Linked DNA regions of Homo sapiens: region 1 is linked to region 2. The links are chromatin contacts, found by Hi-C in ENCODE. All regions are on one chromosome and are shown on one strand. The core of a region is the stretch at or near the end of the contact, and the rest is flanking DNA. Distances in the headings are between cores, read along the strand shown. Region 1 overlaps LRMDA (leucine rich melanocyte differentiation associated). Region 2 overlaps LRMDA (leucine rich melanocyte differentiation associated).

Evidence for each region. A loop is a pair of places that touch in the nucleus more often than their neighbours do. Pooled maps may share reads with other maps.
Region 1: a loop to region 2 is called in a pooled map, with 2.2 times the contacts of the local background. The contact joins two enhancer-like sites. A Hi-C loop is called at or near these places in 1 of 168 maps with a recorded cell type or tissue (PC-3), 2 of 37 single-sample maps with no recorded cell type and 1 of 50 pooled maps.

The regions. Positions count from the first base shown.
Region 1 is chr10:75,771,419-75,775,767 of GRCh38, forward strand. All of the region lies in intron 2 of LRMDA (leucine rich melanocyte differentiation associated), which reads left to right. Among named protein-coding and RNA genes, the nearest start is that of MIR606, 220 kb to the left of the region's middle. RefSeq lists an enhancer at 3,353-3,647. Within about 2 kb of position 2,178, at least 10 of the 41 ENCODE cell types and tissues checked have a DNase peak (open chromatin) inside an H3K27ac peak, as active enhancers do.
Region 2 is chr10:75,545,354-75,549,412 of GRCh38, forward strand. All of the region lies in intron 2 of LRMDA (leucine rich melanocyte differentiation associated), which reads left to right. Among named protein-coding and RNA genes, the nearest start is that of MIR606, 5.1 kb to the right of the region's middle. Within about 2 kb of position 2,178, at least 2 of the 41 ENCODE cell types and tissues checked have a DNase peak (open chromatin) inside an H3K27ac peak, as active enhancers do.

The DNA.
Region 1 (4,349 bases), core at 928-3,427, 230 kb after region 2:
GAATCAGAATGGAAAGACCTGGGGAGGAACATTCCCGAGAGAGGGCACTGCCCTTGCCAGTGCTGCAAAGTGTGAAAAAGCCTGGCGAGTTTGAGGACCAGAGGAGGTCAGTGTGGCTGGTGAGTGAGAGGGGTGATGAGGCTGAAAGAGCTTTAAGGTGAGGTTGAAGTCAGGAAGCAGGAGCCAGGTTGGTCAGGGCCTGGTGGGCTCTGCTTAGGAGTTGGAATTTTGCTCTGAGAGAGATGAGATTTGAGTATGGATCTTGGATGGCCTTCTGTTTCTGCTTTCAGACTTTCCTTATACCTTCCAGTTCCTACTTTTTGAGAATCAGGTGTGGCAGTCAGACAGAGGTGGGGGGGTTTTGTGAAGAAGGGTGTGGCACAGGGCTTGAATCACCAGGTGTGGGAAAGGCAGGTTGGGCAAGAAGCTGAGACTGGGAGAGGGATTCAGCCCGTCTTGCAGCTCTGTGGTTGCTTCAGGTGGTCAGAGTTTTCAGGGGGAGGCCCATGGTAGGAAGGCAATTAGTACTGGAAAAGATCAGCTAAAGCAAAGCAACTTACATGGAAAGCAGTATGTAATAGTAAATCTAGAAAAAAAAAGTTTGGAATTTAATCTTGCAAGCTGAAACCCAAAAGGATAAAAATATTTGGTATCAAAAACATTTTCAGTTGTAGCTGCAGCTATGCTCTAATTCTCAGAAAAGCAATTCAACTATTAATTTAATTTTTCTCCATAAGTGTTAATGACAGAATTACACGCTGGCACCATATATCTTTTACTTCATGTTTGCTTTTATTGTGCAATCATTAAAGTTGTTTATTTTTGTAAAATTAGGACTTTATCAATTTTATGAGGGCCTTTCTTAATCCTTCAGTATTTAAGTCAGTCTTATAAAATGTTGTTATTGACTTGATTTTTGCTTTTTCAGTTGGCCTAAGGGCATAGGATCAATGGTTTTGGGTGTAATTTGAGCATTTCTCTGTCACTTCAGTTGAGTTCGTGAAACGCCACATCTTTTGCAGAAGTTTCGGTTTCATTTTGCAGTTGCTTTGCACCAGAGGCTTATGTAACATTTGACCATCAGATGGGCCTAAATTGTTGATACAAGGATCAGGGATGAATGCTACTTGGAAGAGAAGTTTGAGTGGGAACCGGTCAATTCGCTAATGAATAGTTATGATGACTTTGTTTCCTTATGCAAATTCAAAACTGAAAGTGCTCGAATAGCAAATATTTGGGTAATGAGGTTCTTCCCTATTAAAATGTAAGTACCTAAAGTGCGTCTTGCTGTGGAAGGGCCCAAAAGGTACAAAATGTACTGGCTTTCAATATCCTGTCATTTCTAGTTAGGTTTAGGTATATATTGGTCATTTGCAGGACTAGAGCACATTTCATAGCCAGAGTGCCCTGCCCCTCAGGGCACTATTCTTATTTTTTGGGGGGGGTGGGATGGGGGGGGGCAGATTAATCAGGGATGTATGGATCATCCCAGCTTGCCCTGGGAAGCTTCTTGGAATTTGGGTGTACACCTTCTGAAAGTGAATGGATTTGAGTAAAATTTAAGAAAAATACAAAAGAAAAAGGAAAGCTCTCCATCTTGTTAAAATAAATTTGTTCAGAAAAGTATCGTGAATGTCTATATTCATTCCACTGCGACCTTGCCACTGTTGACATTTTAGGTAGAAAATTGTTTGTTATGGGGGACTGTCTCATATGTTGAAGGATGTATCACAGCATCCCTAGCTTCTACTCACTAGGTACCAGTAACACATCCTTTGTGACAATTAAAAATGTCTCCAGACATTGCCAAATGTCCCTCTGGGTCAAAGTCACCCCTGGTTGAGAACCACTGATCTCAGGTTAGCACAGAGAGGCTGCAATGGAAAGATTGTAGTATGTTAACTAGGTGAAGGGATTGACCACTCCCAGTTCTGAGCAATTTGATGGGTTCTTAAAGAAAGCACAGCCCTTGGAGCTGGGGAAGGAAGTTTGTGACTCATGGTGGTGAATCTAGGGGGTTCCTGTGTGGGTCCAGTGGAGCAGGTCTGGTGAGAGGGGACACTGGGAGCCCCAGAACTCCGAGCCCCTGGGGGACGCCAATGAAGCTGTCTATGAGAAACATGTGGGAAGAGGGAGACAGATGAATGATGAATGTTTTCCACGTCCTTGAGTTGTGGGTCACCTGAGGTCTAGGCCTGCGGTGAGGCCACTCACTCATTTCAGCTCACACTTCGCCCAGTGAGTAATATTTGTTCCAGCCTTTGGGTCACTGTTTACTCTGCCTCCCCTCTTGTCAGTTCCCTCTGGCCTTCTTTATATCTTTCTGAATATGAGTCAGTCTTCAAGATCCAGCTGAAATTCTAGCTCCTAATGGAGCTTCCTCAACTATCCTGGCCCACGTTGAGTTCTTCCTGCTCTAATGCTCACATTACTTACCAGAGCTTTTATTTGGGCATTTAATCAAAGGTAGTTGTGTTTCATTATATTCACATCTTGTGTGTTTCTCATGTCCTCACTGAGTCTGTAAGTTCCTTTAAGGCTTAGTCTGTATCATTCTTTTAATCCGCCATGATACACAGCATAGTATGAGTACATGGTAGGTGTTCAGTACATGCTAAGTGAATCAGAGTAAATGGAAGTCAGTCTTCTTGCTCATCCTCTCAGTGTCATTTATGTCTTCCAGATCCTCTCCACACACTCCAGCCCTATTTCTTTAAATAGTTTAAGGAGACAGCACATTGTTTGACAGTTCTGCAAACATAAAAAATAATTTATCTCACACTTAATTTTTATCTGAAGACAAGTTTAATATTTTCAAGCATTACATTTTTATTTTTAAGTTCTTACATCCTTTTTGTTTCTCTTAATGTCATTTTGGCTTCAAAGGGTATAATTTTGAAATTATGAGTACTGTAGGACTTGTTAGTATTTCTTCTTTGTGTGTATAATGTTTCAAGAACTGTTGATGGCTAAATGTCATTTTTATACTTTTTGGATTCATAACAGTTCAGTTAAATTCAAAAATAATTAATAATATTATGTATCTTAGAAATAGCTGTCATGTATCTGGTGGATATGACATATTGTTAGATATTTTAAGTTAAAAGTTCTGTATGCAGGCCAAGTTGAGAACGATGAGGAGCAGACTGTTTTATAGACAAGCAGAAGGATATAGTAGATTTATGACAAAGCATATTACCATAATGTAACCATGCTTGGAAAACTGTGTGGCTTCTCAACTCAAAAAATAAACTAGTGATCAGTAGCCTATCTCAAACACTTTTTTTTTTGCTTTATTTATATCTGGTTTCATTCTGAAAACAGCAAGACAACTGACAAGTTAAATAAGATATTACCACTAAATAACAACGTACCCACGGCAGTTTTCCCAGATCCTTGAGGGCAGCTTAGACATATTGGCTCTTTGATTTTTAGAACTTAAGCAGGGATGAAAGCTCTCCATAAAGGGTCATTGTTTCCAAAATGGAGCTTTCCAGGCTGGAAGGAAACAAGGCTTTCAAGAATGATATCAGCGGTGGGAGGTGTGGGGGAGGATCCCCTGGCCTAGCCTCAGTCGGGAAGTGGTTTATCTACATTCACTTAGCTCTGTCCTAGTCAATTGAAACCAACTGGCCATTAACTTTTCCTTCACAGAAGTGGATTGTTCTTCCACTGTAGATTTTGTGGGGCCTTCCTGAGAGGGGCCTATCAAGAAGGTTAGGCCTGTCCACACAAGGATTCTCCATGTTATTTTTATAGGAAGAGGTCAGATTTAGCCTTTGCAATTCTTTTGGTCTGACTCAAACAAGCATTGGAGATTTTCCTCTTATAAATCTGTTTTTTTGAGATGGGGTCTTGCTATGTTGCCCAGGCTGGAGTGTAACAGCTATTCATAGGTGCAACCACAGCACACTACAGCCTCAAACTCCTGAGCTCAAGCAATCCTCTTGCATCAACCTCTCCAGTAGCTGGGACTACAGGCATGCACAACTGTGCCCGGCTTCCTTTTATAAATAGGTTTTCAGCTTGCAAAGAAATGAGCGACAGCTTATTGCATTGATTCTAACAGTGTTGTATCCTCAGGTATTGGAAAATTCCACTAGTGGTCAACATAATGGGTCATGATGTCCCATGTGGGGACTTAACCACAGTCAGTATGATCCTGGTCCAGTGGTCCCCCGAACATGTGTGAGTCATATGTAATGAGGATGTAAGCAGCTCTTGTGCGTGGGGAAACCTCCCACATCCCACTGAGGAGTCTCTGTTTGAGCTACTCCAAAGGAATCTCTTGGTGGCTCCACAGAGCAGTCTTCTTGTTCCCACCTCAATTCTTATGGCATTGTCCAAGG
Region 2 (4,059 bases), core at 928-3,427:
GAGAATTGTGCAGCTTCCTGGTTGTTACCATAGGCTTTAGACACACACTTGGATCAAGATGATGGTTATACTGCAGACTTTGGGCTTGTTGCTTAACCTTTCTAAGCCTCAGTTTCTTTCTCTGCTACATGTGACAAGTGACAGTACTGATATCATAGGACACTGTGGACATAATAGGTGTCTGGCTTACACTAGACCTTAGTTAATATATGACAACTATGTAGAAATTGGTTGCCGTCCTAAAGGTGGTGACATGAATCTTGGAGATCATCTTACTAACATTTTGCCAATGAGAAAACTGAGCCCCAGAGAGGGGAGATTACCCAAAATGATGATAGCTGGTAAGAGTCAAAGTTGGGACTAGAACCCAGGTCTCCTGACCCTAAGTCCTGTATTCTCTGCAGTATTAAGCTTGTTTCAGCTTACAGTATTAAGCTTCATGGTCTAGAACTTAAATCTGGTTGGGAAGGAGAGTCCAACATGTCTGAAATAATTAGAGAAATATTTAGTGACAAAAATTCCAATGTGAGAGCTCTGGATTCTGGAAGGTCTTAGGAAGAGTTAAGTAGGATTATAGTTTATAACGACCATGAAACTCACAGGAACTCTGTTATGATGGTTATCCAAAATCTTGAGCCGGGAACCAAATGGAAAGAGCAGAAGCTTTATCCAGAAGGTCTTGGGCTTCTGCTCTTTTGGTGCTGGGAAGCCTTATTTTATGGTGTAAGTTGGAATCTTTCATGAAGTTTCTTTAAAGACAATAGACACCCAGAGGAGGAATGAGAGAACATTTACTGAGTGTTGACCAGTGTTGGGCATGGTGCCAACTGATTCCACACACATTTTCTGGTTTCAGTGATCTTACTGAGCTCTAGTGTTTCAAGCATTCTCCATTTGCAAGATGGTGGGTGAGGACAGTGGGGGATGTAACCATAGAACAGCAGACCTTGCTGCCTTCAAAGATCATGTTTTTGAAGAATGTTTAATGGTAGAGGAAAATATCTATGAACTATTCATAAGCTTAAAAATATGTGTACACAGGTTATGAAACACTGTGTACACTATTGATCCCAATTGTATTTTGAAATAAACATATGTATGCATAGAAAAAAAGAAGAGAAGACTATACATCAGAATATCAACTGGTTATTTCTAGTGTTGGGATCAAGGATGATTGCAGTTTTTCCTTTTTATCTGTATTTTTTTCTGCTAGTTTCTGTTTTACAAAATTATAATAAAATCTTTTTAATGGTAGAAGTGATGTGATTGAGTATTCATTAATAAGTTGCTTATGCATTGGAATTATAAGCAAGGCAAAAGAAGTGTAATAATGGAGTTTCTGCCCCCAAGGGACTTTTACTGTAGTCCGGAGAGAAGACCTACACATATGGAAAGTTTATTAATAATAATCATTACTGATAGCTATTAATTGTACCATTAAGTGGCTATTCAGATTATGATAGTGAATCTCTACATTTTTAATAATGTTAAATCTATGTAAATCTATGTGATATACATGTATTATTTCACTGAATCCTCCCCACAGACACATAGGGTACTTCAATATTCCCATTTTACAGATGGAAAAACTTAGGTTTAGATGGTTTGGGAAAGTGGTGGAGCTAGGATTGGCTCCAAAGTTCATGTCTTTAACCACCAGTTAATATGACCTTCCAGAGAACCCTGCTTAGCTGATAAATCACCAAGTGCTTGTTGCCAGTGAGGACTACAAGAATGATCAGTTGAGAAGAAATAGATCATTTCAGCCTGGCCAAGGGAAGGGAGAAGAAGGATCACCCAAGATTCTATTTATTCATCAGTGCACCCAAGATTCTATTTATTCATCAGTGCACCCAACTTCATGTTTCAGGATGGTTCTGTATAGCATTACTGAGTATCTCTGGACCAAAACATGCGAACCACTTGTAGGGTTATTTTAGGCATGGATAAGGAGGAGAAGACCAGGCCTATGTGGGAGAAATGTCTTGGGAAGCTGGTTTTCTTTGCTCATCTCTAATTAAAGACTCTGGTGGCCCTTGTGAAGACCTTTCTGACTCAAGTGACTGTGGCTCTGACAGGAGTATCTTTCCTTCGTCTGCTGAATCATCTTTCACTTCACAGCCCTGCACTGGGGCTGTGGTGCCCACACAATGGCCAAAACCACTGTGGCCACAATAAGTGCTGTGGAATGTGTGTGTGTTTCGTCTTTATCAAGAATGTCACATGGCATTTCCTGATTGCAGCAGCAGCTTACTGCCCCATCTGAGTTTCCAGACTAAATACCAGTGCTCAAGCCACATGTGTTTATGGTATGTAATAAATCTCCATTTGTCATAATGGTTTAAGTTTAAAAGAAAAAGAAAGGTGGGCTGTTACGTAAAAAAAATTATTTTGGCTGTTATAAATTAACTTTCTTGGAGTTTCAGGTCAAGCCCAATTTATTAAAGGGAATAAAAAAGATAGAAACCTGGTCTGTGATCACAATTGTGATTTATCCTCACCTCGAGTGGGTCCTCCTTTGGACCTTTTCTTGAACCGCAGCTGGCTTGGTTTATGTAGGACCTGCTGGGAGCTGAGATTGTAATGAAAAACAGTTATTCTTTCAAATTACTCACAAGAAGAGGGCTTATTTTATCAAGCGCTCTCCTAATTTGATTGTAAGGCTTTTCATATTTATTTTTCAGCATTAATCATTCTGTATCTTTGTGGAAAGTATAAACATAGTGGTGAAGGACAGCATTTAAAAGAAAAAAAAAAAAACACAACACTCCAGGGACAAATGTTTCTCTAGAGGTGGCCTATTGGGAGCCCTTAACGGATGATTAAGGAAGTTATTTTGGGTTTGGTAGCAATGTTGTGAACTTTTCCAAAGAATCTTCTTTAGAGCAAGATGGCATTTAATATTTTTGCAGATTAACCTTTAGCAATGAAAATAGTGTCCAGTATTGACTTCCCTTGGAAGAAACAAGCAAGCAAGGTACTGGTAGCATTAGCTAACATCTTTCTATGCTAGAAGGCCACTCTGTGTCCTGAATTTGCCCAAGGGAGAGTTTTGGGAGTTCCTTTCCCATGCAACAGTGAGGAACTCTAATTTTAATACTCTGGGAGTGTAGGACCCAGCCTAGGCCTCCTTCCTCGCTAATTAGGTTCCTTCTGACCTGGACATCCCACAGTATCTTAAACAATGAGGGGTAGTTCCTATTTTCAGCACAGGAGCCCCAGATGGTCTTCTGCTTCTCAGAACTCCTTTTTGAACTCTCTGCATTCTTAAGCAAAACAACTCAGAACCAGATGCTGGGTGGCTCATTACAAACATGAAAATGAATTTTCATATTCCTTCATGTTATTGAAATATGTAATATTTCTTATCTCTTTGATCTCTGGCCTATAAAAAAGATCTAAGTATCTGTCGGAAATATACATACTCGGGTTGTATAGACCTATCTGTAATGGAGCCAGGAGCTCAGTGAAGTTCCATTTGAGGCAACAGAAGGAGGTAACTCCTCAAAAAGTCTTTTCCAGGAAGGTTAGTCAAGACCTATGCTGATCTGACCATGTTAAGAGTTATTTATTATTACTGTTATTAGTTTATTACTACAATTTCCTATCTTGGATAATGGTACAGTTGGCCCTGTATATCCACTGTTTCTGCATCCACCAATTCAACCAACTACAAATTGAATATTCAATCTGAAATGGAATCATACAGTATTCACCCTTTTGTGTGCCTAGTTTCTTTCACTCAAAAGCATAATGCTTTTGAGATTCATCCATGTGGTTGCATGTATTACTAGCTTGTTTCTTTTTATTGTTGAGTAGTATTCTATTGTGTGAATGTATCAGAATTCTTGACACGTTCACCATTTGATGGCTGTTTGGATTGTTTAAAGTTTTAGCTATTTTGAATAAGCAGCAATAAATATTTGCTCAGAATATTCAATCAATTGAATATTGGGATGTTTGATCTGGAATGCAGATCCTGCACATATGAAGGGCTGCCTGTAAAGGACTTGAGCATGCTTAGATTTTGGTATTTGTGGGGTGTCCTGGAACCAATCT